3 separate regions of the Homo sapiens genome follow, and all the other regions are linked to region 2. Evidence: chromatin loops called from intact Hi-C (ENCODE). Cell type or tissue: gastrocnemius medialis. All regions are shown on one strand. Links, peaks and the distances in the headings refer to the core of each region. The heading gives the core; the rest is flanking DNA. Region 1 overlaps ITPR1 (inositol 1,4,5-trisphosphate receptor type 1). Region 2 overlaps EDEM1 (ER degradation enhancing alpha-mannosidase like protein 1). Region 3 has its middle 51 kb from the start of ARL8B.

Region 1 (11,133 bases), core at 3,584-8,583, 450 kb before region 2:
TAGATGTCCTTAAAAAACAATTTTCATGATTTTTTCTTCCACAACAGTCATCTTAGAACATGAATTTTAATAATACATAAATAACATAACTTTTATATATGATCCCTTTAAATATTTTTAATACCTCCTTTATGCACTCTTCCTTCTTTGTTAGCTCTCTGAATAAGAGTTTTTTTTTTGGACGTGTATCTATGTACAGACTCGTGTACACATACACACACACATATGTTTTGATAAAAGCTTTATTGAGATATAATCCACATACTGTAAAATTCACCCTGATGTATATATTTGACCTGACATATTCTTGGCCTTGAACTGAAATTCGGAGTCTCGGTTAATGAAGTCTTGGTTCTTTGTGCAACTTTGTAAAGGGCGTTTCTTCCTGTGAGTCAGTGTGCCCCCGGCCAGGGTGCCTGGCTTGGCAGGTGCAGCACAGGTGAGATTTCAGTCCCTGCCTGCTCCTCCAGCCAGCACCCTTGTGCCTTGGCACAACCTGTGCAGCCAACTGCGGTGGCCCTTTTCTTTCGCCTTCCAATCCCCGCTTCCCCCAACGTACACTTTTGAAGTTCATTGTCACGTGTTGCACCAGGTTGGGATTTGGGACAATGAGTGAGGCACCTGGGCCAGTGGCAAGGCCCACTGCTTGTCTAAGTTGTCACGTGGGCACGAGTCGTACACGTTGGGATTGCTTTTTATTTTGTCATGTGTGTGTGGGTGGGTCCTGCAGTCCTTCTCATCAATGGAATGTTGCCCAGCCACTGCTGTGTTCTGGGCTCCTGTGTTGGGAGGAAGCAGAGCTGAAATGCTCCTTGTCTTAGAACCACATGATTTCCTGTGATTAGAGCAGTTGAACTGAATAGTCATTGAGCCCTTTCTGCGTATGTGCTGCTATACCAGGGGCGATGATGGGGCAGTGGTTTCCAGACATGGGAGCCAGTTCGTCTGTGAGGATTTTCTCCAGGCATAGTCAAGTGTGGAAAATGAGGACAATGTGGTGAACTTTTCATAAACCAATGGATTCAGGTTGAAGACCTGGCCATTTTTTTCTGAGATTATATCTCTCCAATCTTTATCCTTAGCCACAGTGTCTTCTTTAATGAAATGGTGTTGATTATGGATGATAGATTTTTTTTTTCTGTTGGCCAAATTAGAAGTTGGAAACCCTAGGTTGTTATTCCTTCCCTTCCCCAAATTTCAAAGCTTTACCAGTTTGAGAAATCCCAGAATCTCAGTCCTCAAGAAATTGAACCTCTAACAAGGATACGTGGATGTGCACATACGATGCTATGTCTCAAGGATGACATTTAGTGCCCTCCAAGAAGTAGAAGTGATGCCGGGGAACCACCAAGGAAGAAGGACCAGCATCTCTCTGGGGAGCCTGCAGACGGTCTGTGGATGAAATGGGCTTTCAAGGATGGACATGGGACTGAAAGGGGGAAATTGGGCATGGACCTGGGGCATAAGGAATCTTTGTCATATTCCATGGTAGAGAGGGCCCAGAGGTGTGAGAGCAGCAGTTGGGTTTCCAGAACAGCGGTTGGGTCTTTCAGACCGAGGAGTGCTATGTAGAAGTGAAGGGCCTTGGATGGGGGTTGGGGTTCATATATAGGAGCAGTGCAGCCCTCCAAGGGGCTTTGGAGCTGTAACGGAGGACTATACACCTGGCAGTAGAGGACAGGTAAACTGAGGAAAGCAGGGTCCCAAGGAGGCAGTCTAAGAATTAAAAAGTTAATGGGCAGTAATTTGTGGAAGAGCTGATGAGAACCTGAACTTAAATCTCTGATAAAAGAGTTCATATCTTGGGAGAGGATATTTTCTCATAATGGCACAAGAGAGCTCTCTGGGTGCTGGAAACATATTCGACCTCTTTGTTTGGGTGGTGGTTACATGACTGTGCACATGTTTAAAACTCCGTGATCGTATCCTTTGCTGGGACACGGATGGAGCTGGAGACCATTATCCTTAGCAAAATAACACAGGAACAGAAAATCAAATACCGCATGTTCTCAGTTATAAGTGGGAGCTAAGTGACAGGAACACATGGACACTTATAGGGGGAACGACGCCCACTGGGGCTTTTCGGAAGGTGGAGGTCGGAAGGAGGGAGAGGATGGAAAAATAACTAATGGGTACTAGGTTTAATACCAGAGTGGTGAAGCAATCTATGTGATAAACCCCAGTGACACAAGCTTACCTATGTAACCTGCAATTGCAACCCTGAATTTAAAATAAAAGTTTAAAAAAGAAAAAAAACAACAACTCAGTAAGCCATATGCTTAAAATTAGTGTGCTTTACTGTACCTATGTTATATGTCAATCAACAAATAAAAGAAATGAGGGCAGGGAATGAGACTCTGAACCTTGCTGGGACTAAAGGGGTGGGGGTGAGGGACAGGATGTCACAAACAGAGACCCTGTCACTCCTTGCACCAGGCCCAGGCCTGGACCTGCTGATACTTGGTAAATGTTGGCTGAAATGGCGTCTGATTAGACGTGGAAGAGAAGTCAGAGGCCCCATTCGGTTCTGGGCTTGGCATCGGGATGACCAGGTGCACAAAGGCACCATTAATTAAGGACTAACAATGAAGTATAGTGGCTGGTGGGGCTGAGGGCCGCCAGCACTGAGGCTCCTGGGGAGACGATGTCTGTGGCTCTGGTGAGATGCCATGTTTTTCACGGAGCACCCTGATGGTGACGGCCAGGCACACAGAAGCTGTTTTTCCTTCAAGTTCTTTATCTTGTAAGGTCATTATGAATATTAGTTTCATGGTTTCACACATTTATTACTCATACACCCAGGCTGTAGATGAAATGCCATGATGGAGTTACCGCAGTTCAGCCACGTGTGGAGCAGGGATGTTTTCTCTTGGGGGAACGCAGGGGTGGTGTGGGGGCCTGTGGATCCATGCCAGGATGGAAGGGTGCGGGTGTGGCCGCACGCACATGCTGTTTTCTCCTCCCCGCTTCTGTGACCCCTGGGGGGCCCAGTCTAACCCAGTGTCTCACAGGAGGCCGATGGTTCCAGGAAAATGCCTTCTAGCCTAGACTTGACTTGTCAGAGCCCCTTGGCCCCAAGCTTCTCTTTCTCTGGAGAAAATGATGTGGAACTAGGGTTGTGTCTGGGGCCAGTTAAGGACAGGAACCTTGAAGCCCCAGGGGGAGTGATTCAGAGTTTCGTCTTGCTGTTGAGAAGTTGGTTCAGAGTAGTAAGTGGCCAGCTGGGAAGTGAGCCTGACTTGGGCTAAGACCACAGTGTGGCAATTAATGATTGCTGAGATGCTTTGCTCCACTGAAGACATGGTGGGTTCTTGCCGGAGCTGGTGGAGCACGGTCACTTCCTGTTCGGTGCACCATGGAGGGTCTCAGGAAGGGAAATGGGTCTGTGGTCAGCTGGCCTTCTTGAGATCCATGTTTCCTGATGACAGGTGGTAGAAAGGGGAGTTGCAGGGAAGCAGGCAGGCCTACACAGTTCCAGAAATGTATACAGTCTGCCCTCTGTGTTTGTCGGTTCTGCATCTGTGGATTCAACCAACTGCAGATTTAAAATATTTAGGGAACGCTGGGCACAGTGGCTCAAGGAAACAGAAACTCAAGGAGGTTATGACTTACTCAGAGTTCCAGAGCTGGACAAAACCCATGATAAAATATCCTGTACCTCTTGTCCGTCCCACCTCCACCTGTAGTTATCTGTCACTGAATAACCACCTAAAAATTTAATAGCCTAAAGCAATGGCCATTTTGGTGCCTAGCATGATTCTGTGAGCTTGGGCTCAGCTGGGTGGTTCTTTTGCTCTGTGTGATCTTGGCTGGGTCTGCAACCATCAGGGGGTTGACTGGTCTTAGAACAGCTTACGTGGTCACTCATATGACTGTGGCCATTGGTGCTGGTCCTTTGCTGAGAGCTCAGCTGGGGGTACTGCCTGGAGTGCCTTGGTTCTCTGTGTGGTTTGGGCTTCTTAGAACATGGTGACTGGGTTCTGAGAAACAGTGTTTCAAGAAGCAGGAAGTGGAAGCTACTAGCCTTTTCAAAGCCTGGGTTTAGAATTCCTAGAATATCACTTCTATCACATTCTATTGGTCAAAGCCAGACATGAGGCCAGCCCCATTTCAAAGGCGGGGAGAAAAACTCCACCTCTTATTGTGAGGAGGGTACATGTATAAAAAGAGAGAATTGTTGGGGACCACCTTTGGGGACTGGCTTCCTCACCACCACCCCCATTATAATCGATTGAGCACCTACCATGGGTCAGCCAGGCCCCCAAGCTGGATGCTACAGCTGCAGGAAAGGGAGACACCATTGTCTCTGCAGTTGAGGAGTTTGGATCTCCCTGGATACTAAATCCCTTCTTTGCAAAAGTGTTGACTCTTGTCTTTCTCCTTTTGGATGTTGTAAGAAAATTCAGTCCTGCCTTAGGATAAGCTCACTGGGAATCACAGCACTCCAGAAATTCTAGATTTCATTGTCCAGACCCTAGAGGATTCAATTTATGGGAATCCACAAATAATGACATACAGTGCTTGCTAGGCACTCTCATGGAGGGTTTGCTCCCTTATTATGAAACCCTGTCATCCATCACATCATCACCTAAAGCCCTGAAATGCCTGGAAGCCAAATACAGGTTACTTCCCAGTCTGGCATAATGGACTCCCAGGGGTGGTGTCCCCAGGTCTCCCAGCATCTTTTCTTCCTGCCCCGGCTCCTGCAATGGTGATAACATCTGAGGGTAGATCGTGACTCCCAGACTTCTCCTACCTGGCTGCCATCAGAGCAGGCTTCACATTGAACCCTCCGCTTATGGGAACAAGGAGACAGTACCACAGCCCGTGGATTTTCCAGAAACGGGTGACACGTTGTCAGGTGATAGGATCACGCTTGTCTTGAAGAGAACTTCCGGCTTTCTTTCTCCCCACTCTGGTGCCACCCGCTTCCTGTCAGCCCCCAGAAGAAATATTTCCTTGTGGCTTGATGTTTTGTAGCAAGTGGGAAACTATAAAATAAGCATTTGCTTATGAATTAATTTTTGGCACACATGGGGCTCAGCAGGGCTCACGGCACTTTCATATCCGTCCTTCGAGTCCTTGCCAATTTCTATGTTCCTTCCTCCTAAGATGTTCCCACCAGCGCCTGGGGGAAGTTCCCTTCGCTTCCTCTTCCTTACAGAAGGACAGGGGCTGTCCTTACCTGGAATGAAGAGGAGGACAGGCTATCTTTGGACATACCTCGTTTTTTATTTTTGTTTTTTTTAAGCCAATACAGATGTTTTGGGATATATATGCTGACATGACCATAGAGAACCTCCTAGCACATTATGGGGATAGATAGTTAAACATTTTTTTGGACTAATTGCTTCTGGTTTCAGAAGCACTGGGAATTTCATGTATCAAATGGCTGCCCACGTCTATTCCTATGCCAAAGTCTAGTCTACAGACACACCCGAAAAGGGTTTTCTTTTCTGCACGTAAGCAGCTAGAGATGGAAAATGTGAGAAGTGCTCCGTCAGGAAACTGGCCTGCAAATTCAGCAGAGAGAGTGATCCCTGGTTCATGAGGCCTTTCCTACACCACACTCTTTTTTTTTTTTTGAGGTTGGCTTAAGAAATCAGCCCAAGAACAAGTGTTAGATAGGAAATCTCACATCCCTTCCGGAAGTCACCAACACAGTGTGGGAGGGACACGTTGGTTGGGCTATCTCTGACCCCAGTTAGCAAAGAGATGAGGGCGGAAAGGGCAATTTGATTTGCCTCTGCTGGAAATGGAAGGCCAGTTTGTGAGGAAGATCAGCCTTGGTTTGACAGGGCAGTCACCCTGAGGAGGAGGAAAAGATTGGTGTGTGAGCAAGTTACGTAAATGGGTGTTGTTTTTGGCAGGGAAGTCAGGAATGAGTCACTTCTGAGCGGTGTTTTCTAACCTCAGGTTTTATCCATGTGGGAAAGGAGTGAAGCCAGCAGTGGAGTCAGGGCAGCTCTCCTCCTGCACGTGGGGGTTCGAGAGCTGTTGGCATTAAAGAAAGAGGGAGGCAGTGACTTGTCCCCAGCAGGCGTCCCCAGAGACACTGCCCTTCTGCGGAAGCTGTGAGGGGTCAGCAAAGCCACCCCAGGTTGGCTCAAGGACCAGCTTGGCTCCTTTGAGAAATGGTGGCGTAAAGGTTAGGGACTCAGGGAGGACCCCCTGGAAGGAGAGAGCCTATCAACTGCGGGCCTCCAGACCACAATATTTGTGCTGGAATTCCAGCTCTGCCCCTGCCAGCCTTCAGTGACCTTGGGGTTTGTCAGGGCCACTTTGAAACTCAGTTTCCTCATCTGCAAAATGAGGGTTGGAAAAGCCTAGTCCCTTCCTTATGGAGTTACGAAGAACATGAGGGTAAAGTGTGTGGTCCGGTAGACAAGTGGAGCTGCTGCCAGGGCTGCTGATTCTGTGGTGTGGGTACAGCCTGGGCTCAAGCCCTGCCTCCTATATGCCCACCTCAGGACTCCTGGCGAAGTCCACCTCACTCATCCCACTGGTTCCTGACTTGGAGAATAGGATGGTGACGGTTCCCACCTCAGAGAACTCCTGAGATGTTTTCACAGACTATTTATAGAAAGCACCTCACGTGGCATCTGGCCAATACAAAGATCTCAAGATGATGTGGTTCTTATTTTTATTTGTTCATATATATTTTTAAGAGATAGGGTCTTGCTATGTTGCTGAGGCTAGACTTGAACTCCTGGGCTCAAGCATTCCTCCTCCCTCAGCCTCCTGAGTAGCTGGGACTATAGGTGCGGACCACCATGCTCGGTTCTAATTAATAATATTTTTATTTATTTTAAATACATGCTGTATTTTGTGAAATGTGTTTTCTGTCTAAAATCCTACTTCTGATATTTTCTATTTTTGCATAGTGGTTTATCATCCAGCAGGCCTGGGGGACGCTCTGTCTTATGTTATTTTCACACTCAATTGACCCAAGTCCTTCTGACTGTATATTAAAAATGATTTTAGAACTCCAGGACATTGGGAAATTTCATTGCCTTGAGTACAGGTTATTTAGGTTGGTGCAAAAGTAATTGCGGTTTTTGCCACTAATAGTAATGAGAGACATTCTGGGATGAAGCAGAAAGAAAAACAGCAATCTAGTCACTTCTTTGTGGTTTGAAGTGCTCCCTGGCCCAGGCCATTGTCTTGTCTGTCCTTTTTTCCTTTCCTTTCTTTCCCTCCTTCTCTTCCTTTCCTCCTACTTTATCTGCCTTTGACCTGAACACCTCACACCCTTCTTCACCATTCCCAGGAAACTGGACTGTTATTGAACAGGAGTCCTTGAGGATTATTGGTCTAAATCCAGGTCTTAAGGAGGAAGCTCAAAATTCAAAAGTCGTTACATTCTTAGGCATATCAGACTTGAGTGAGCCCTCCTGCAGAAGAAGATGGCAGTTCCCACAACTCTGCCCTGGTCATCCTTAGCGCAGCTCTCTGAGTGACGGCAGACAGTAGGTAATGCATGCACCTACTGGCATTCAGTTTCCCAGTTCGGGGCAAGAAATTACTGCAAGACTTGTCAGCATCATTCATCTGTGAGTCCCTCCAGGTTGGTGATAAGAGGCACAATCCCTTTGAGGTGGTCCCAGGGGAGAATGTGCATCCTGGTTCATGCTTCCAGAGGAGCTGGAGACCCAGCGTGATTTTTCTTATTTCCTGAGTAGCAGAGCCAACAATATGGGCAGAAGTGGACAGTTACATACATCTGCTTGTCTGGCCTTCCATGAGAGGACTACAGTTGTTGAGGGGGAAGGGGGAGGGGAAGAACTTTGGAAGCAGAATGTTAATCTCCTTCCTTTCTGCGAAACCTAGAAGCAGGAATTTGTTTCTTGTTCGTTTGTCTGTTTGTTTGTTTGTTTGAGACGGAGTCTCACTATGTCACCCAAGCTGGAGTGCAGTGGCGCGATCTCAGCTCACTGCAACCTCCGCCTCATGGGTTCAAGCAATTCTCCTGTCTCAGCCTCCTGAGTAGCTGGGACTACAGGTGCCCACCCCCACGCCCAGCTAATTTTTTGTATTTTTAGTAGAGACGGGGTTTCTACATGTTGGCCAGGCTGGTCTTGAGCTCCAGACGTCAAGTGATCCGCCCGCCTCAGCCTCCCAAAGTGCTGGGATTACAGGCGTGAGCCACCACGCTGGCTAGGAATTTGTTTCTAAGAGGAGATGTCTTCAGAGAGAACCTCAGGTTTTCCACAGTCTCCAAAATTTTACTAAAAGTGCAGAGAAAAATGACAGAGAAGACCTGGAAATTTTTGTAAAGTGAGGCATCAATTCATTTTATCCCACTGAATCCTCAACAGGTCCAGATATTCCTTATTTCTTTCTCTTCCTTCTGGTCTAGCAAGAGGTCTGTGCTCTTCCTAACTTTCTTTAGTGACTTCCGAGTGTGAGATGCCTCTTGGGAACTGCCAGGCAGAGGATTGGTCAGTCTTCCTCTGGAGGTTCAGGGATTAGTAAATGGTAGCCCACGGGAAAAATCCAGACAGCTGCCTGTGTTTGTAGATAAAGTTTTATTGGTGCATAGCTGCAGTTTTTCCTTTGGGATTGTCCTAACTGCTTTCCTGCTTCAGGGGCAGAGTTGAGTAGTTGTGACAGATAGCTGCAATGACCCTCAGCGTGTGAAATGTTTACCATTTGGCCCTTTGGAAAAATGTTTGCTGACCCTAGGGTTTGTTTAATCTTTACTATGTAGATGTTAAACTGCCTAAGGGAAAGAACCACAGTATTTCCCCTTTGTTCTGTGCTCCTCATCCCCTGGTATGGCAATTTTTAAGTAAATATTCACCAGATGAGCAATATCCTAAGTCCCAAGATATGTTGGCCACTTACTCAGCTAATAAATGGGAATTCAGGGAAACAGGCTGGGGCCTCCCTCCCTCCCTTCCTCCCTCTCTGTCTCCCTCCCTCCTTCCTTCCTTCCTTCCTTCCTTCCTTCCTTCCTTCCTTCCTTCCTTCCCTCCCTCCCTCCTTCCTTCCTTCGTTCCCCTCTTTCCCTCCTTCTCTCCTTCTCTTTCCTTCCTTCCTCCTTCCCTTTCTTTTCTTCTTTATCTCTTTCTTTTCCTTTCTCTTTCTGTGTTTTCTTTCTTTCTCTCTCTTTCTCACTGTCTTTTTTTTTTCTTTCCCTCCTTCCCTCCCTCCCTCTCTTCCTCCCTCCCTTCTTTCCTTCCCTTCCTTTCCCCTTTTCCTTCATTTTTTTCTTTCTTTTCTTTCTTCCTTTTGGTGGGAGCAGACAGGGTTGTTTTTTAAAAGACGTTTTCTTCCCTAGAGTCATCTCTGCTCTCCCCACATAGCCTCTGCCAGGATGTACTCCATCACCCCAGTTTACTATCTTTCAACACAGATTCGGGACGCAGACAAAGCAGGACATTCCTTAGGAAATTGTATATGTAGCCTGAGAGTCCAGACACCTGCGATTACAGACTTTGGATCTGTGAGCCCCCTCTGACCGTCCTACCCCAAAGCATCATGGTTTCAGGTTAGTCACTCCCTTATGGCTTAATGCTGTGCTATTTCTGTGCCTCCTACAAACGTTTTCCTAGTGGTAAACACAGGGACTTCTCAGGGCATATACGGTTGACCTTAAAACATCTGAAATGTTTTGAGGCCCCATCTCCAGCCTGTTTGCCTTCTTTTTCTACCGATCCCCTTGGGTAATCTCATCTACTGCCCAGGCCTCCAGCAGCCATTTATGCCAACACCTCCCAAAGATACAGCTCTCGGTCCCACCTCTCTGCCGATTTCTAGATTTCTGCTCAAATCCCTGATGGGCATCTCCACTTGTGTTAGCTATAAGTTAGCAGGACCCCATGACACTGTCATCTCCCTTCCTCCATTCTATTTGCCCTCTCGTGTTCCATAGCTTTCTCAGTGGACTCACCACCAGCCAAGGATACCCAAGCTAGAAGCTTTGCAGTCATCAGACTTCTTTTTCTCTTGCTTTTCTCCAGGAACTAATCTGTGCCCACTCTACCTCCTGGGAGTTTAACCATTGTTAGGACTTATAATGAGCCAGATAGTTGGCACTGTGAATTCAGAGTGGCCCAGCTGGGAATGGAGGAGCAGCGGTTTGAAACTAGGCACTGTTACTTCAGGATTCATATTCTTGACCACCAGGCTCGACCGCCTGCCAGCATAGGGCTGCTGAGATCTGCACCTGTCAGCCTTTTTGCCTGGATAACTGAGATAGCCTTTTAGTGGCCTCCTGCCTCTGGGCATTTCTCTCTTCCACGCGGTTGTCAGTGATGCCCCCCAAATGGAACCCTCACTACCTGCTTCCCCATCTGAACAGCCTTCTGTGGAGTATGGAGCCCATGGCCACCCTGATGGAACCCATCAGTGCCTCACGTGGTCTGGCCCCACCTGGGTTTCTCCACTCACTCCCCTACGCTTATTGTCCTGCAGCTGCAACTCATGCCTGCCAATCCCCAGCGGGGCCATGAACTCAGATGCCTTTGCTTCATGTGGGACGTGCCCTCATTCCCTTTGGCAGGCTCCCCAAGCCCTGATTGAAATGTCTCCTACTCTAGAAACTTCCTCTTGATCCCCTGAGGCAGAGATAATGGGTTGTGCTTCATTTACTGTAGTAATGACCACACTTCAACTGGAGCTTGACTGTAAGACCCGAGGGGGCAGAGACCAAGTCTGTCTTCACTCCGAGTCCCCTCGAGGAGCCTCCACACGTGCTGGATGAAAGGTCCTCAGTGTGTACATGATGAATCAGTGTGGATACTCCTACTGTATAAACTATTCTGGGAATTCACTGAGATAATATGTGGAAGGCACTCAGCTCAGCATGGAGCTTTTAACACATCGTAACAGCTCATCCAAAGCAACTCTGCTTACTTTTTGGTTGTTTATCTTCCCTCACCCACTAACTCGCCCAAGGGTGCACTTTCTTCCGGGGTCAAGTCTCCATCTGACTCCCCAGCACTCAGACTGTAAATGTAGAGATAGAAGTTCTGACCCAGTGTGGCCACCGTGTTACTTTAGCCTTCTTACCATTTTTGAATAGAAACATGAGGATGTGAAATGTGAACTTGTGTTGTTGATGATTATTGCCATTTTAAAGGGGACCTTCTTTAGGTGTGGGAGGGAATTGATCTGAGCCCATGGGAA
Region 2 (8,026 bases), core at 3,027-8,026:
TGACTGTCAACGTCATCGCCCTGTACGATCTGTCTATAAATCCCCCGCCTCTGGTGGCGTGGTTGTCCGGGAAGGTCAGGCAGTCTTCCCTGTTCACCAGCCTTGTTTGCAAAGGCTGAGCTCCAAGGGTCACCACTGTTGACATCAAAGTCCAAGAGGGCAGTACACCCAGCTAAGGACCTCTTACCTGTAGGGAAGGAATGTGCATTGCCATAGACCCTGTTAGTCCAAATAGTTGACTCCCCTCCCCTGGATGGGAGTGGAGGAGTTGGTTTGCTCAGTGTCTTGGCACCGTCTGGGGCAAGCATTTTCCTTCACCTGGAGGAAAGCAGTGGAGTCCAGTCCTTAGGTTCTGATAAGGAAGCCTATAGACTAAACGGAGTTGGGTTTTTAAAATGGTGTGGTTATTTACACATTTATGTTTTAAATTGCAGTTTGAGAGCATGATTTCTACCGAAGCAAGGGGACATCCCAAGCTAAATTCAAAGGACTGAGCCTTTTCAAAATTCTAGGAAACCGATGAGTTTTTCTTGCTTAACCATAGCGTTTATACGTATAAGTGTATTTTCTATCTCAATTTTTTTGAGAAAAAATATTAAATTTTGAAAAAAAAGTATTTGGCCTTTCCAGATTTTTTGTTTGTTTTTTGAGACGGAGTCTCGCTTTGTCGCCCAGGCTGGAGTGCAGTGGCGCGATCTCCGCTCACTGCAACCTCCGCCTCTGTGGTTAAAGTGATTCTCCTGCCTCAGCCTCCCGAGTAGCTGGGACTACAGACTCGTGCCACCACGCCCGGCTAATTTTTTGTATTTTTAGTAGAGACGGGGTTTCACCGTATTAGCCAGGATGGTCTCATCTCCTGACCTCGTGATCCACCCGCCTGGGCCTCCCAAAGTGCTGGGATTACAGGCGTGAGCCACCGCTCCCGGCCATGGTCTTTCCAGATTTTAAGAAATGAATGAATTATTTGGCTCACTTAACTAGAGGGGACTTTATACCTATAAATGTATTTTCTTTCTTAGTTTTTTTTTTGGGGGGGGGGATAAACTTCATTTAATTGTGGTCTTTTTTTTGTTGTCAGCCTACATCATGCTTTGATGTTTTTTCTTTTTAAATCAACATCATTAAAGTTTGAAAAATATCATAAAATCCCACCAGCTATTTTAAATTTATTTTTGCCACTAGTTCCTACCCATATGTCTATGCATGTTTTACATAGTTGCAATCATAGTATGTGTACATATTTTGGATCTTAATTTGTGCTTTTCCACTAGTGCTCTTGGTATTACAAGAAGGGAGAGAGCACTTCCAATAAGTGCCTTTATTCCTGCTCACAGACTGTTTCTCAGATTACCTTTTATCAGGTGGACTGAAGTTGAAAACAGTTTAACGGGGAATTGTGATAACACTTTCATTTGAGAATATGACGGTTTGGAGAGTGAGTTGATGACATTTTAATGTTTTTCTTAATGAACCTTAAAAGCGCTTCTGGAGAACCTTAAGAATCCCTTCCCAGCAAAGTGAGGTGGTGGTTGATTTAACTTGCTGGTCTTTGTGGTATCATGTGTGCTGTTGGCCTTTATTTCAGGATGAAGGCTGCCGATGAGTGTTTTGGTTTGGTTATGCATTGGTTTGGTTATGCGTAAGTTAAGGTCAGGTTGCTTTGAGACAGATGTGTTATTGGAAAGAGGGTTTTAGAAGTATTGAGGAGGTGGGGATGGCATTAGGGAAGGGTTGTGCCCTGAGCTGGGTAGGCCCGTTGGTTGGTAAACCTTTGTTGTCTTTGAGGAGGCCAAAGAAGCCTTGCATGGACGCCTCACACTTGCCACTTACAAACAGTGGAAAACTTAATTTTTTGTACTCTCCTTCCTTTAACTCCTCTCAGGCTTTGCTTTTTTTTAAATATTTTTTAAAAAAATTTATTTTTAATTTTTGAGGATACACAGTAGGTGTATATATTTATAGGGTACATGAGATATTTTGGCACAGGCATGCAATTTGTAATAATCACATCATGGAAAATTGGGTATCCAACCCCTCAAGCATTTTTCTTTTGTGTTACAAACAATCCAATTATACTTTTAGTTATTTTAAAATGTACAGTTAAATTATTATTGACTGTAGTCCTCCTGTTATGCTATCGAATACTAGGCCTTGAGGAAAGTTTAAAACCAGAGTATTGTCATGCTGGCTTTGAAACAGGAGGGTACTTCACATCCCCAAACTAAATAATCTGTAATAAAAATTTTTCATATTTTTTGTTTGTTTGTTTAATTGACAGGGTATTGTTCTGTCACCCAGGCTGGAGTGCAGTGGCATAATCATTGCTCACTGCAGCCTTGAACTCCTGGGCTCAAGCAGTCCTCCTGCCTCAGCCTCCCGAATAGCTGGGACTAGAGGTGTGCCCCACCATGCTCGGCTAATTTTTTTTTTTTTTAATTTTTCTGTAGAAGTGGGGTCTTACTTTGTTGCCCAGGATGGTCTCAAACCCCTGGCCTCAAGCAGTCTTCCCGCCTTGGCCTCCCAAAGTGCTGAGATTATAGGTGTGAGCCACCAAGCCCAGCCAAAAATCTTTCAGATTTTAAAAAATCAAATGTATTCTAATGACTCATTTAACAAGAGTGAATTTGCCATTAGAGTATTATATAAAAAGTACACATAGAAAATTTCGGTGCTAAACACTCTTACCGTTTCTCTGTAGTCATATATGCTCCAAACTTATCTTGCCTCAAGTACATGTGACTTGTTCTTGGGGAGGTATCAGGTAAGGAGTTAACATGAAGTGAATAAAACCTGAACACTCTAAAAAGAGCAGATCTGTCTAAGATAACTATGCAAAGTCAGTTCTCACATCCTTAATTTGGGTTGGAGGATCCAAATTTAAAGTTTCTTTGAGTAAATGTGGATATTATATTTTTGTAATCCTGTGAATGGTTAACTGTAGTTCTGGCTTTTGGGCATGTGACCATTCTCAATTTCTTCTCAACTGTATTGCTATTAAAACAACAAAACAAATCTCAAATTAAGCCAAACAAATATTGGCCCCTCAAATGCTTAGGTACTACTAGCTCAAGATGGCCTCCTCTGCATTCCTCTTTCTTTGGAAAGTCCTGCCCTCTTTCAGAGTCAGGCTCCTCTTGTTTCCGTGACACCATCTAACTGTTTGAAGATGATTTTCCTTTATTTGCTCAGTTCTTCTTTTGATTCCTTTCCTTTGAGCTGCGATTCTACATTTTAACCTTATTTGAGGATTGAGTACTGTTGTGTATTCACCTGCATTTCCCTTTGTCTTGTCTCTCCAGATTATCAATCCCTTGAACGCAGGGACTGTTTCTTATGTTATCTCTGTGCCTACACCACACCAGGTAGATTTCTGAACAGCTGTTACAGGTTAAGTATACATGGGAATTTAAATTTAAAAACACATATGTTTGATTTTGTTAGCTACATAATCAAAAATTTTCTATCAAAGGCCATGGTTTTCTCCATCTTTTCTGTTTTGAGGTGAACTTTAAAAATTTACAGTGGGGTGAATGCCATGAACATTTGTACCTGGTGAAGTAAGTGGAGCGTTTAGTTGTGCGGTTCAGCCAGCTGGTTACAGGGAAAGGTATTGAGTTCTTGCTGGATGAACTTAAAGGTATCAGGTTAGGCTGGAGATTGACAAGAATATCTACAAAGAACAAATCCAGAGTCTGAGCTGCATAGTGGGCTGGCATAAATGGAGTCATAATAATTTCATGCTGTTAGGCCAGTAGAGTTTTATGGTGTTTTTTTTTCTTCCTTCATCCTCACTCCCACTTCCCCCTTATTTTGGCACCTTTTGAAAGAGGATGTAGCAATTATTTGGTAAGAAAGAATTAAAAGTGTTCTAATGAGTAAATACCCCAGATCTTAGAGAGGATTTGTCTGACTAGAGTGGAGAGAAGAAACCCCACAGTTACTGCAAGTAATTTTTTTTTTTTTTTTTACTGTGGCAGCTCATTAATTTTTAGTGACTGGGCATTGTAAAAAATATTTTAAAACTGGGTCTATTTTAGTTATAGATTACAAGGCAAAGCACAATAAAACATAGAAAGGAGTTCAGTGCTCACAGTGAGTACCTTCCTTCCATGGGCCTGTGCAGGTGGATAGAATGACACATGCCGCAGATCTGGGTGTGACTCAGGAGAGGGGAGTTACATGTGGTTCTCCTGATTACCATCTAGCTTGGATGCTACATGATGAGGGAGCTGTTTTCTGATGAGGTGGGCTGTTGAAGCCCACTCTGTTTCTAAGCGGCAGAGCAACAGAGTGAAATATTTACACAGAGCAGAACATTCTTGAGTTGGCAGAATTGGGCGTAAGGATCTCCCTGTCTCCTTTGAGCCCCTCCTGCAACCCTTGCACTTTTTGTACCTTTTTTGGCTGTCACTTGCGCTTGAGAGGCATATTTGAATCCATAGCTCTTGCTTTGAGGGGACCTTTTGCTATTGTATAAGTTTATTTCCAGAAAATCAACAAATAGAAAAAACAGGTACAATTTTCCAGCCAAGCAGTTTTCTGACTTCCCAGCTTATAGGAAATGAGCTAGCCCTAGTTCCTAGACTATAGCCCCCATATATATCTCGTTTCAAAAAAACAGTATCTAAAATTTTTTTTTTTTTTGAGACAGAGTTTCGCTCTTGTTGCCCAGGCTGGAGTGCAATGGCATGATCTCGGCTCACCGCAACCTCCGCCTCCTGAGTTCAAGTAATTCTTCTGCCTCAGCCTCCCTAGTAGCTGGGATTACAGGCGCCTGCCACCACGCCCAGCTAATTTTTGTATTTTTAGTAGAGACAGGGTCTTGCCATGTTGGCCAGGCTGGTCTTGAACTCCTGACCTTGGATGATCCACCCACCTCGGCCTCCCAAAGTGCTGGGATTACAGGCGTGAGCCACCGCACCCAGCCTAAAATTTTACTATAAATTCTTTGCTTTAGATTAGATGGTGTAACAGCATAAAACAAGGCAACTGGAGGGTTCAAATAAAATGAGACATTGGAGCTGTTATGCCTCTTTCACATAAGCCCCATTTTCCCCAGCTGAGGCACAGGCCTTTCAGAGACCACAGCAAGCCATCACAACACGAGAGGTGCTGTGCACCAGAAGCTTCTCTGACTGGAAGGTGAGATAAGGACCCATTAGGGTGATCCGAGGAGCAGATGAAGTGCTTTGGGATATGATGGAAGACTGCAGATATCAATGCATCTTGCTGGAAATAAAACTGGAGCTTTTTTGCTTTGGTTGCTAATAAAATCTTTAAACAGTTGTCTTATGTCTTCTCTTACTATCATTTTTTCCAAGCTTCTGCACTTATTTTCTGGATTTTTGGGAATGGGACAAATAAATAAATGAAGTCCCCAGAATTTCTCAAACTGTCCTTTATTTTACTAGTTCTTCATCCCTATTCTCCCAGATGTATTAGTTTTTTTGTTGTTGACTTTTTTGTAAAGTGTTACAAAGACATACCACAGTGCCTGAGGAGCTTCACCCTTGTCATCCTGAAGTTGGTTTCTTAAGGTTGTTTCAGAATGGAAAATTGGTGTAGATTATGGGGTGAGAGGTGTGTGGCAGAAACGTTTATGTAGCTCCAGTCAAGAAGTGAGAAAGGCCTCAATTCCTGCCTAGGTTCATGTTAAATGATATCTCAGAATTAACGGAAATAATCAAGACCCTTTGGATGAGTTATTAATGAAGAAATGGTGTAAAGAAGTTAATTTATACCCCCAACCATAGGGCAGATGAGTAATATTGACACTGTCAATTAATGTATTTACTTCTTTTTGTGTGTAATATAGGCTGTGGTGTCTAATTTCTGTATTAAAGTATTACAGGTGGGTCGTATGACAAGGGCTCTTCTTTAGTTCCTAATGATTGTGAAATCAGAGCTTTTTAAAGTTGGACAGGACCAAGGAGATTGTCTATGGTGATAAACCTGAATCTCAGAGAGGAGATGACTCACTGCCTCCTGACTTCCTGTGAGCATTCTTTCCACTCTGGTACAAGTGTGTCTCCACAGTTCTGTGACTTGATTCTACTTATGGACACCATAGAAAGTGTTACTTTGGGGGTAGAAAGACCTTTGCTGTATTAATTCACCCATAATTAGTTCCTGAATAAATAAGAGTTGCTGGCAATTATAGTTTCTGATGGGTGTTTACTTTTATTGTCTTCTCTTTTGAAATAAAGTCTTTTTGTTGAATTTTAATTTTCTTTTTCAGTTCAAATCTGAACATCAATGATGTACTAGGGAACTACTCATTGACTCTTGTTGATGCATTGGATACACTTGCAGTAAGTGTTCACCTTTTTTTAAAAAAATGAATTAAGATGTTTTAGAGTTGATTATCCCTAGTTCCCTCCAGCAGTGGGAATTCCAGGGAGCCTGATAAGTCAAAATGTATCATTAGCTTTGATAACTGTTATTTATTTTAATGACCTTAATGGGGAGAACAAGAAAAGTGTTGAAGGTTAAATGAGGGGAAATGTGATTCCATTAAAAAAAGGAGAAGGAATGTACGATTGATTTTAGGGAACCTATTTTTTTTTAACCAGTTTCTATCTTATTCCCTAAAAGAACCCATAATGAAGCTCATTAATATTGATAATTATAGTCGTTGCTATTCCAGGAGTAAAAGAGAGAAGATCTAAGGGTTGGCAGGTACCCTGAAATGTCATCTAGCCACTGGCTCCCCCAGGAGCAAGTTGGAGCCCTAGCGCCCATCCTTATGTGGGGCTCCCTAGAAACCCTTCTCTTTTATTTGCCACTTCCTGTTTTGTGGACACTCCATGCCTGAGCTGCCAACGTGGGTGCTGGCATTACTGCCTCATCCTGTGGTTTTGCTCATTGACTCTGGAGAACTAGAGGCCTTTGAGCAGATATGCAGAAGCACCTTGAAGGCAGTGTGGCACTCAGTACATGGTGCCATGTCTGTGTGCTTCATCTGCTTCACCTTTTGCCATTAAAGCAGTTTCCAGGGGACTGTATTCCAGCATAGTGTTGTTTTAAAATCTTCTTAGTTAAGGTGATTTTTACAACCTCTTTGCTTTCCTTCATTGTCCAGCAAGTCTTTACCATGAGAAATATCTTATTGCAGTCTAGCCCAAATGTTGTACTTTTATTTATTCTTGTTTCTTTTAACATGCCATAGAAGAGTTTAAAGCTGTCTGTTAGGAGATAGAATTGGGGCCGGGCGCAGTGGCTCACGCCTGTAATCCCAGCACTTAGGGCGGTTGAGGTGGGAGGATCAGCTGAGGTCAGGAGTTTGAGACCAGCCTGACCAACATGGTGAAACCCCTTCTCTACTAAAAGTACAAAAATTAGCTGGGCATGGTGGCGGGCGCCTGTGGTCCCAGCTCTTCAAGAGGCTGAGGCAGGAGAAATGCTTGAACCCAGGAGTCAGAGGTTGCAGTCAGCTGAGATTGCGCCACTGCACTGTAGCCTGGGCAACAGAGTGAGACTCCATCTCTGGAGACACACACACACACACACACACAAGAATTGGGTAATGTGCTAGCCAAGTTTGCATTATGATTGTCTAGTATCTTGCTAGTAGTAGAATTACCAGAACTTGGAAAGAGCTTGAGAGATCATTCTACGTCCTCATTTTATAAATAAGTAGTAGAAATAGGACTAGGCCCTTGGTCTAATAGGAAATCTGGGGTACTGATTTAGTATAATTTAAATTACAAAGCAACTTAGTTTCCCAATATCTCCTTCTGAAGTTATTGCTGCTCTGTTTCAGTCATTTACCATCACTGATCAAAATGTGCCCAGACAAGTATGTTCGACCTTAGAGCTAATTTGTTGATGATACCAGAGGCTGACTCAGCCTACAAGTGTTGCTTAAAGGAAACGTCCTAAGACTCAATGTATAGCTCATGAAAGCCTACTCCTTGTCCCTGAGAGCTTTGTCATCGTCGTCGTCTTTTCTTTTCTTTTCTTTTCTTTTTTTTTTTTTTGAGAGAGTCTCGCTCTGCCGCCAGGCTGGAGTGCTGTGGCGTGATCT
Region 3 (11,133 bases), core at 3,559-8,558, 120 kb before region 2:
CCCTAATCTTTCCTCTCATCTGCACCACCATCTGGAATATCTGTTGGAGGGAGCACGTTAGAAAATAGGAGAACAGACAAAGGCGAGGGAGTATCAGTGAAAGCCAGGCTCAGTAATACATGTTGGGACAGGATTGATTGAGGGGAGGTATTTCAGGGCCTCCTGTTCCTGTCCCGCCGTGGAGAATGGGTAGTTGTGTCTCTGCACTGATTGATGTTAGCCTCTTGAGCATGGTTGCGGTACTCATTGGAAGCCCCACGTTTTGCTCCCTCCTAACTGCTTCTTCACTCCCCCTGGTGCTCTCTTGCTGCACTCCTGCATGGACTGGATCAAGTCTGATGCTCTGACCCCAAACAATATCTATACTGAGTCCCATTCCCTCAAACCTCTGCTCTGCACACGGGAACATTAAGCAAGAGCAAGGTTACCCTCAAAGAGTTAGGCCAATATTGGAGTTTGGAAGGAAAACTTGCGGCTGAGGGCCCTTGAGTATCCCTCAAATACAACCATAGAAGAAATTGTCTTTTATTGCCCCAAAGCAGAAAGCTCCCCATGGAGAAACTCATCCTCAACAAGGACCACCCTTGCCCTCTGTCTTTCCGTGGAGCAGGCCTTCATTGTGGACTTCTACAAGTGAAAGAAAGACTAGACTTGCTCTATGTGGACACAAGGCAGGGTGGGAAAAAAACCAGGGAGATAGATTTGACTTAGTAAGAAGGAAAATGTTCAATAGAGATGTCCAAAGCTGGAAGGGCTGCCTCAGCTGTGTGATTTGGGGGAAAGAGTCACTTATATACTCACTCATGACCTCATTTTCTTCAAGGTGATCAGTCTTGGGGGTGCTGAAAATCAGCATACAATATAAACACTAGATGAATTCTTTACTCCTAGCTGGGTACAGTGGCTCACACCTGTACACCCAGCACCTTGGGAGGCTGAGGTGGGAGGATCACTTGAGGCTAGGAATTTAACACTAGCCTGGGAAACAGTAAGGCCCATCTTTACAGATTTTTTAAAAAATTTTTTACCCTGAAGGGTGCTTCCTTCCTTTTTCTGTCAGTGTCAACACTTTATTTTGGTGTAAACACAGGAATCTGGAACATACATTGTATTTGAAATTTTCCTGGTTCCTGAGCTAATCTGTTTAAATTCAAATACTTAAAGGGTCGGGGGAACGGAAGAATAAGGAGAGATTTGTTTAAGGATACAAAATTACAGCTACATAGCAGGAATAAGCTCTAGAGTTCTATGCCACTGTAGGATGACTATAGTTAATATATTACATAATTCCTTTCTTTCTTTCTTTTTTTTTTTTTTTTTTTTTTGAGATGGAGTCTCGCTCTGTTGCCCAGGCTGGAGTGTAATGGCATGATCTCGGCTAACTGCAACCTCTTCCTTCCAGGTTCAAGCGATTCTCCTGCCTCAGCCTCCCGAGCAGCTGGGATTACAGGCACCCACCACAACGCCCAGCCGATTTTTGTATTTTTACTAGAGTCGGGGTTTCACTGTGTTGGCCAGGCTGGTCTCGAACTCCTGACCTCAAGTGATCCGCCCACCTCAGCCTCCCAAAGTGCTGGGATTATAGGTGTGAGCCACCGTGTCTGGTATTTTTTTTTTTTTTTTTTTTTTTTGAGAGAGGGTATCGATCTGTCGCCCAGGCTGTAATCCAGTGGCGTGATCTCAGCTTACTGCAACCTCTGCCTCCCGGGTTCCAGTGATTCTCTTGGCTCAGCTTCCAGAGCAGCTGGGATTATAGGTGCACGCCACCACACCCGGCTAATTTTTGTGTATTTTCTTTTAAAGATGGCTTTCACCATGTTGGCCAGGCTGGTCTTGAACTTCTGAACCCCTGTGATCTGCCCGCCTTGGCCTCCCAAAGTGCTGGGATTACAGACGTGAGCCACTGCACCCGGCATTAATATCCTTCTAGCTATTTGAAACTATGTAATATATTAACAGGGCCCGGTACGGTGACTCGCACTTGTAATCCCAGCACCTTGAGAGGCCAAGGAGGGCAGATCACTTGATGTCTGGAGTTTGAGACCAGCCTGGCCAACATGGTGAAACCCCATCTCTACTAAAAATACAAAAATGAGTTGGGAGTGGTTGTAGGTGCCTGCAGTCCCAGCTACTTGGGAGGCTGAGGCAGGAGAATCGCTCGAACTTGGGAGGCGGACGTTGCAATGAGCCCAGATTGCGCCATTGCACTCCAGCCTGGGTGACAAGAGCAAAACTCCGTCTCAAAAAAAGGACATTGAATGTTCCCAACATAAAGAAATGATAAAGTTTTGAGATGATGGATATGCTAATTAGCCTGATCTGATCACTATATATGTATGCAACATCACTATTAAAAATGCAAATACTTACAAATTACAGCAGCAAAATAAAAGCACAGAAAAGAGAAAACCCGACGGAGAAGGCAGCCCGGGTCAGCTGTGCCACTTGGTGTGGACGCCTGAGGTGCGGAACAGGAGCTGCTGTGTCCGCATTTTTCTTTCCTCTCCTTTTTCTTCAGAGAGGCGGTCGGAAGTAGCTGCTGGGTCTGCTTCGTGATGGCTGCTTCAATGGCTTGGCTGAAGAGTGTTGGAAACTGGGTACAGGAACAGGGTCTGAGTTGTCACTCTCCCCATCGCTGTCCACAAGAGCAGCAGGAATTAGGCTGTTTGCATCTTTGGAGCAGTTTTGGGCCAAACGTCTGTTTTTCCTTTTTCAATTCTCCACATCTGAGCAAAAGAAGGAGAGTCGTCTTCCAGATTCCTGATGCTAAATGAAGCAGTGGGGTGACAGACGGGTCAGCAGAAAGTCTGCCTGGGACCCTGGAGTTCTGTTAAGAGAAGAAAGGGAGGGGGCCCCAGGCCCTCCGTGCAGGAGGTCCCACAGTGGAGCTGGAGGAGCAGGTGTAGGAACGGCAGGGAGGAAGCTGCCGTAGATCCTGCAGGCCCCCTGTCTGGTTCTCCTCCATCTCTGCCCTGTGCTCTCAGCAGCGTTCCTCCTGAGACTTCTCCTGGTGACTTCTCTTCTCTATGTCAGTCTAGGGTTACCTTAGAGACCATAGGAGAAGGTCCCATTTCCCAAAACCCAGTCAGAGAACCACCCTGTGTTGAGAGTCCCCGATTCACTCACATCCCACATGACCTCGCCCGTACATCCTGGAAACAACAGCTCCCATCTCCTCGCCCCTGAAGGACCTGGGTACTGCTAAGATGTGTTATGCCCAGGGATTTTGATGCTTATTCTCTATGTGTTCCTGGTGCCAGAGTCTGCAAGGACCTACATTTCCAATTCTACCACCTCACATTGTTTTCCAGGGTTCTGGTACCTAATTAGGAAAGTCATCTGTGTCCATAAGTTCCTCTGGCCCTCTGGAAAGTGACCTAATTATAACAAAGCCACACAGAACAATCTCCTTCATATTACTACAAAGCCTCACAAATCAAATTCCTTGATATTACCACCATCATTCATCCCTGTAGGATGATGCCAATAAGAACAGAAGCCTCCATTTCTTGAATACTTAGTGCCTTACATGGATGAGTTCCTTACTTCTCTCAATAGCTTTTTGACATAAGTACTACTATTATGCCCATTTTACAGGTGGAGAAATCAAGGCTCAGAGAAGTTAAATGACTCGCCCAAGAACACATTGTTAGTTTCATATTGACAATGAAATTCTAGCCCTAGTCTGCCTGACACCAGTGTCGGGCATCTTGACCATTACACAGACTGTCTCAGGTTATTTCTACTAATCTCCCTATGAAGAATTATAAAGAAAATTTAAACAGTAGATTGAGGTAGGGGAACAGGAGGGAGATGGGATAATTTAAACAGTAGATTGAGGGAGATTGGTCTTTGTATTAATAAAGAAAATGCTAGCTAATATAATAATTAACCTCCCAATTTTAGTGTCTTAACACAGTTCAAATGTATTTTTTACTCATGTTGCAATCTGATGGTGTTCCTGGTGGGTTTCCTCCATGTGGTGATTCTGGGACCCAGGCTTGTCTCATCTTATGGCTCTGCCATCCTTTAGGGCCTTGGAGACCTTTGCATCCAGAAGAAACGTACACCCTCTTCTTAACTGCCTTGGCCCAGAAGTGACACACATCCCTTTCTGCTCACATTTCACTGGCCAGCACTGGTCCTGTGGCATTGCATAGATGTAAGGGGACTGGGAAATGTATTTCTGCCCTAGGCAGCTACTTCTCAGCATCAACTCTATACCATTCAAGAGGGCATGCAAAATATTTGGTGAAAAGTTAGTTATCTCTGCCCCAGCCTCAATGACCTTAAGTGTCTTCTATTCCATAAATTCTAAGATTCCATAATTTAATTGTTTTGGAATACATGGGAATCTGTTGAAGACTTGAAGTTCCTTTCTTTCTTTTTTTCTTTTTTTCTTTCTTTTTTTGAGACGGAGTTTCGCTCTTGTTGCTCAGGCTGGAGTGCAATGGTGTGATCTCAGCTCACCACAACCTCCGCCTACAGGGTTCAAGCAATTCTTCTGCCTCAGCTTCCCGAGTAGCTGGGATTACAGGCATGTGCCACCCCGCCTGGCTAATTTTGTATTTTTTTTAGTAGAAGCGGGGTTTCTCCATGTTGGTCAGGCTGGTCTTGAACTCCCGACCTCAGGTGATCCTCCCGCCTTGGCCTCCCAAAGTGCTGGGATTACAGGCATGAGCCATTGCACCCAGCATTGAAGGTCCTTTCAATACGGTCATATTCTTGTGAGAAACGATGAAGACAGACAATGTCTGTGGCAGTGTGGTCAGTATACTCTGTGGCCTGATGTTTGCGGTGCCTGAAAAGTGAGAGCGTCTGTCACCTTTTCTTTATGTTCCTGTAGTGTGGCCCGTGGTAACTTTCCAATAGGAGGGCAAGAACAACTCCAAGGGCAGAAACCTTGCCCGGGCTCCATCCCTTCCTGCCGAGAGAAGTGCTCGAAGACATGGTTTTTACATAATGTTTAGAAATAAGCATCTGAGAAGTGTGGAAACATGCCGTCCTGATTTACTCAGCCCCATCGCTAAGTGCTGGCATTATCACCATCTGCTGAATGTGGAAGTTGTTGAAAAATGAGTCACCTGGCACCAAAAACCATTTCTGCTCAGAATCCCCCACACACACTAACCCATCTCTTAGTATCAACAAAAAGTCTCTGCAGCTTGTAAGTTCTGAGAAGACTAAGAGAACATGAGTTCCCCCAAGTGGCGTATGTTTATTCATCCTCTAATACACGGGCATCCATTTCCTTCATCCTTGTTGGCACACTTGCTTTAAAAGGATGCTGAACTTTGTGCATGGACAAATACAGTATTATTTCTGAATTCATAGGCAGACTGGCTGCACCAGACTCCCCTGAATCTCTTTCCCATTTTATACTCAGTATTTGTTTGATAGCTGGCACCTTAACAATGAGAAATACTATGGGTCAAAACGTAATATGATAACCTCTCATGCATCTGTAAACATGTTAACTTTCTCCTCCATAAGGGACCCCAAACCTCCTTAACTATTTTTGGGTGATGTTCATTCCTTTTCTAGTTGAGCTACACTGCCCTTTTGATATCCTGTGACTTAAATACTGAAATACAAGGTTAAATACTGAAATACAAGGTTATACTGAAATACAAGGTTAAATCGTGACTTAAATACTGAAATACAACGTTAAATCGTATTAGCACATTTTTTTTAATGAGAGGTGGGTTGGGGGTGGTAACCCCCAGGCTCTGTCACCCAGGCATTCTGGGTGAGCACCCAGAGAGCACCCCAGGCACTCTGTCACCCAGGCTAGAGTGCAGTGGCGAGATCATAGCTCACTGAAGCTTTGATTTTGCAGGCTCAAGTGATCCTTCTGCATCGGCCTCCATGACAAAATCGGGAAGAAATGCCCATAACTATAACAGACCTAGTTTCTGCAATTAGTCACATGGTCATAACTGATATTTACACCTGCCTTCTTCCCCGCCCCATTGCATGTTGGTTGTGGCTCCTTCCCTGAGCCTATATCTTCATTCCTAACCCACTGACAGTGGCCTTTTTTAATGAAGGGCATAGAATATGAGAAGGTCACAACAGGATCAGGTTGCTGTGAAAGCTGCTCCCTGCTTGAGCCCTACAACCCAAAAGATAGGATGCAGCTTGAAGTATCTGTGGCTGAGAGATGCTGTTTGGAGCTGCTGGTTAGGGGTGGATCAGCATAGAACCTCAGGATTTGGGAGCAAAGCTGTGTCCTCCTCTGCAGAGCGCTACATATTCACCTTTTGAGAAGGCTTTTTGGGTTTTCTACAGGACCTAAGGGGAGACTGAATGTTTTATCCCAAGCTGCCAAGTTACCATGTGACCTGAGCCATCCATCATGAACTGGGCATTGTGCTCACTTGCTCTTCAGAAATTGTGAAATATCAGAGCATGTGTCAACCTGCAAGAGCCCAGACAATGTTGTCACATGGATTTCTGCAAAAGTTAGGAGACCTGAGTTATGGTCCTAACCAGTGCTGCCAGCTGGCTGGGTGACTTGAGTGTTAGCTTCCTCATCTGTAAAGTAAGGGCACTCGCATGCATGTAGAAAGAATCCAGCAAACCTGGCGTAGGGTGTCATGCCATCAACTGGAGTCTATTGGGCAGTAAATCTGCTCAGTAAGGGTGTCTCCAAAAAGATTTCACCATCAGATCAGTTTGCTAAGCCTGTTTATGCCAGTTGCTTTCTTGTGTGACTTCTCAGTGTTTCTAATATTCTAATGTGCATGTTGGTGGGGGTATTGAAAGGGAGTAATATACTCACAGAGTAACATACTGTGAGAAGAGTATGTGTATTGTTCCCCAAACTTATCATAAATATATATATATAATGTATAATATAAATGTAAAAATGTATAAAACCCCTTTTTATTGCAGATACTTATTCATATCACCTGGAGGTAGGCTTTCATGGAATACAGGTTAGGAAATTCTCATCAAGTGCTCCGTTAACATAATAAGCAGTTGTTAAAATCGGTAAGATTTATGTCTGGGTTTATACATGAAATGTTTACAGAAAATAGAGATTTATGTTAAAAAGAGCCCAAGATGAAATTACATGTGTGTATTGATGATAGCTATGAAAAACGGTGTCTAATTATATCAAGGAAAAGAGAAAAATAAGAGATGGGTAGTGTTTGAGAACTGAGTGATTGTTCTTCTATTTATTGAATTAATCAGTTTAATCAATTAAGTTATCAAATGAAGTGTTGGACTGAATGGGTTTTCAGACTGTACCCCTGGTGGCCACGAACAAGGACATGGTCAAGGAGAGAGTGATCAGGATTCTGGGGTTCTACCCTCTGCTTTAACAAAGCAATTTGGCTTTTATCTGAAAGTGGAGACACAGGTTGAGGGGTCAGGACGCCTGAGTTCAAATCTTATCTCCCACAGTCACTGGCAATATGACCTTGGGCCATCTCTCTGACCTCTTGTATCTTTCTCTGTAAAATGGAAGAAATAAGAACAGCTCTCTTGTAAAATTGTGGTCCAGATGAAATGCGATAATCCAGGTAAAGTACAAAGCACAATACCAGGCACATAGTCATGTACTTAATAAATGTGAACTACTAACATTCTTCTAGACTGGGCATGGTGGTTCATGCCTGTAACCCCAGCACTTTGGGAGGACAAGGTGGGAGGACCGCTTGAAGCCAGGAGTTCAAGACCAGCCTAGGCAATAAATCATGACCCTGTCTCTATAAAAATTAAAAAAAAAAATTATCTGGGTGTGGTGGCACACACCTACCTGTAGAGGCTGAGGTGGGAGGATCTCTTGAGCCCAGGAGTTTGAGGCTGCTGTGAGCTATGATGGTGCCACTGCATCCTGGCCTGGGTGGGTGACAGAGGGAGAGACACTGTCTCTTAAAAAAAAACAAAATGTGTTTGTAAGTGGGCAAACAAGGTGTTTCACAGCTAAAAGGGCTTGAGAAACATAGGACTTGAGCATGTGTGTGTGTTTCTTTAAAGGTATTTTTCATCTCTAAGAGTCTGAGATCTTGCCGTATGACAGGCATATTTTGAGACAGACAATTCCCCCATCCCTACTGCCTCACTGTCACTTCTGGTCTGTTTCCCAAATGCAAAACAAACAAAATCTCTTTGTTACATGGTAGTTGCCTGCTCCTTTTCGCTAATTTTGGTTCTTCTTCTAAATATGAGAACCAGCAGAAAAGTCATAGAGGCTTGCAGTATATCTTCACACAGAGACACACTTAACTCTTGATAAACAGAGTACGAGAGGACAGACGCGGTGGCTTATACCTGTAATCTCAGCACTTTGGGAGGCTGAGGAGGGAGGATCACGAAGTCAGGAGCTCGAGACCAGCTGACCAACATGGTGAAACCCTGTCTCTACTGAAAATACAAAAATTAGCTGGGCGTGGTGGCGGGTGCTTGCAATCCCAGCTACTCAGGGGGCTGAGACAGGAGAATCACTTGAACCTGGGGAGGTGGAGGTTGCAGTGAGCCAAGATTGTGCCACTGCACTCCAGCCTGGGCGACAGAGCAAGACTCTGTCTCAAAACAAACAAACACCCAACAGAGCAGGGGAACAGGCTAACTGGCTTGTGCTTTCAATGTAAACACTGAAATGTACATTTACTGCAAAGTGTCTTCATACTAGTAACTGATTAAAAATGGAGGCCACATTTTTTTTTAATAGAAACATACTTCTTCCTTTACCAAATAGTTGGGTTCATAACGTGAACCAAATTTTTAGTGCTGGCCGGGCGTGGTGGCTCATGTCTGTAATCCAGCACTTTGAGAAGCTGAGGTGGGAGGATTGCTTGAGCCCAGAAGTTCAAGACAGCCTGGGCAATGACTGCTATTTTTGTAGTGAGTCTTCATTTCTACAAAAATAAAAATAAAATACTTACCCAGGTATGGTGGCACAGGCCTATTGTCCCAGCTATTTGGGAGGCTGAGGTGGGAAGATTGCTTGAGCCTGGGAAGTTGCACTCCAGCTTGCTGTGCACCCTGGGAGGCTGATCTCTAGGGACTGGTTTCTGGTTGGCCAATGGTAGGCACCAGCAGGAGGTTGAAGCTTGGAAAGAGATGGGTCAGGTTATTTCTTCCTCCTGCATCTGCCGTGACTTGGCCTGGATTGGGCAGTGGCTGCAACCCTCTGTGACTTTAGCCTCCATGGGATGGATCCTCTGCATAGAACTAACTCTTAACCAGATTCTGGTTACATCTTCTGGCCTGGGGGCCTGGGGGTAGTGATGCCTTCTCTACTTACTAGTCCCTGAGTGCCCAGGCATCCCTGGTGGCTTCCTTTAGGCCTGCCCACACTTCTGTAAATAGTTACTTATTAAAGTCTCTTTAAAAAGCTTAGCTGATGGCCAGGCGAGGTGGCTCTCGCCTGTACTCCCAGCACTTTGGGAGGCTGAGGCGGGCCAATTACTTGAGGTCAGGAGTTGGAGACCAGCCTGCGCAACATGGCAAAATCCTGTCTCTACTAAAAATACAAAAATTAGCTGGGCATGGTGGCACATGCCTGTAATCCCAGCTACTTGGAAGGCTGAGGCAGGAGAATCGCTTGAACCTGGGAGGCGGAGCTTGCAGTGAGCCAAGTTTGCACCACTGCACTCCAGCCTGAGTAACAGAGCGAGATTCTGCCTCAAAAAAAAAAAAAAAAAAAAAAGTCCTAGCTGATGATACTAACTATACGGCATTCTAGAAAAGGCAAAACGATAGAGACAGTAAAATGATCAGTAGTTGCCAGGGGTTTGAGGGAAGGGAGGAATGAATAGGTGGAGCACAGGGGTTTTAGGCAGTGAAATGATTCTGTATGACATTATATTGGTGGATACATGGCATGATATATTTGCCAAAACCCATAGAGTGTATAACATGAAGAGTTTCCCCTAATATAAACTATGGACTTTGATTGAAAATGATGTATTAATGATGGTTCATTGATTGTAGCAAAGGTACCACTCTGCTTGATGATGGTGGAAGCCATGAGTAGGGGGGCAAGAGGTATATGGGAACTCTCTGTACTTTCCACTCAATTTTGCTGTGCACCTCAAAATGCTCTAAAAAAGTCTTTTTTTTTAAAGTTAGTTGTTTTAAAAATCCCAACTGATTGTGCTTTTTCCATGATTGATGTACACCTGTTGGACGCATACTGAGCAACAATGGCATCATAATGACGATAAAGGAGAAGACATGAATCTAGCTAACAAAAACAAGACAAGATACAGAAGAAAATGGGTTTAGCTAGTAAAAACAAGATATCATATTACTGTGTCAGATTAGATTTGGCTGTGAGATACAGAGACCCAAAATAAAGGTAGCTTAAACAGGAGCAGAGTGTGTTTCATGCTCACGTAAAATCCTCTATACTTGCCGGGCATGGTGGCTCACGCCTATAATCCCAGCACTTGGGGAGGCCGAGGTGGGTGGATCACCTGAGGTCAAGAGTTCGAGACCAGCCTGGCCAACACGGTGAAACCCCGTCTCTACTGAAAATACAAAAACATTAGCTGGGCGTGCTGGCACACGCCTGTAATCCCAGATACTTGGGAGGCTGAGGCAGGAGAATCGCTTGAGCCCAGGAGGCGGAGGTTGCAGTGAGCTGAGATCACACCACTGCACTCCAGCATGGGTGACAGAGTGAGACTCCGTTTCAAAAAAAAAAAAAAAAACCTCTATACTTTCATCTATAAAGTGGAGATTATTATTGTACTACCTTATTTGGTCATTGTGAGGATTAAATGAGCTAATGAATGAAAACTTCTTAGTACAGTGCCTAGTATATTATGAATTTAACTTTTATTGCTGTTATCATTATAATCCTTTCTCCTTACCTCCCACATTCATCTTGCACCACTCACTTTTTTGATTCTCTTATGCAGAAAAAGAAAGTGTTTAGTGATGTGCTAATCCAGCTTTCAATTTATTAAAATGTCTATGCATCACCTTCTTGGTAACTGGTTTTGGAGGATGGAATCACTGGGCAACCAGCGAGAGATTAGTGGTGAGAAGCAGGTGGTAAATCAGCAATTTGGGATTTAGATCACTGAAGTGTCTCCCATGGGTGAACACTCAGATAGCTGTTTTGCAGGATCTAGCATTTCCTTAAGATTATTTTACAATGTCTACTGTCTA

Evidence for each region. Peaks named below come from ENCODE experiments on the same cell type or tissue, not always from the same donor. Only the 100,000 strongest peaks of a DNase experiment are listed, where the experiment ranks them.
Region 1: it touches region 2 in a loop (2.3-fold over the local background); 3 of 110 quality-filtered maps call a loop at or near these places.
Region 3: it touches region 2 in a loop (6-fold over the local background); 2 of 110 quality-filtered maps call a loop at or near these places.

Annotation. Positions count from the first base shown.
Region 1 is chr3:4,735,976-4,747,108 of GRCh38, forward strand. All of the region lies in intron 44 of ITPR1 (inositol 1,4,5-trisphosphate receptor type 1), which reads left to right. Among named protein-coding and RNA genes, the nearest start is that of EGOT, 10 kb to the right of the region's middle. In gastrocnemius medialis, for the core only: no CTCF peak of the experiment used is centred there; DNase peaks (open chromatin) are centred at 5,121 and 5,886; H3K4me3 peaks cover 512 bases; H3K27ac peaks cover 2,911 bases.
Region 2 is chr3:5,188,971-5,196,996 of GRCh38, forward strand. EDEM1 (ER degradation enhancing alpha-mannosidase like protein 1) reads left to right here. Exons shown (of 12, transcript NM_014674.3): 2 at 6,239-6,311. Among named protein-coding and RNA genes, the nearest start is that of EDEM1, 5.3 kb to the left of the region's middle. RefSeq lists a silencer at 723-842 and enhancers at 5,580-5,649, 6,050-6,119. In gastrocnemius medialis, for the core only: no CTCF peak of the experiment used is centred there; DNase peaks (open chromatin) are centred at 4,151, 5,991, 6,841 and 7,439; H3K27ac peaks cover 4,485 bases.
Region 3 is chr3:5,066,183-5,077,315 of GRCh38, forward strand. It overlaps the pseudogene RNF10P1. Among named protein-coding and RNA genes, the nearest start is that of ARL8B, 51 kb to the right of the region's middle. In gastrocnemius medialis, for the core only: no CTCF peak of the experiment used is centred there; a DNase peak (open chromatin) is centred at 6,509; H3K27ac peaks cover 1,191 bases.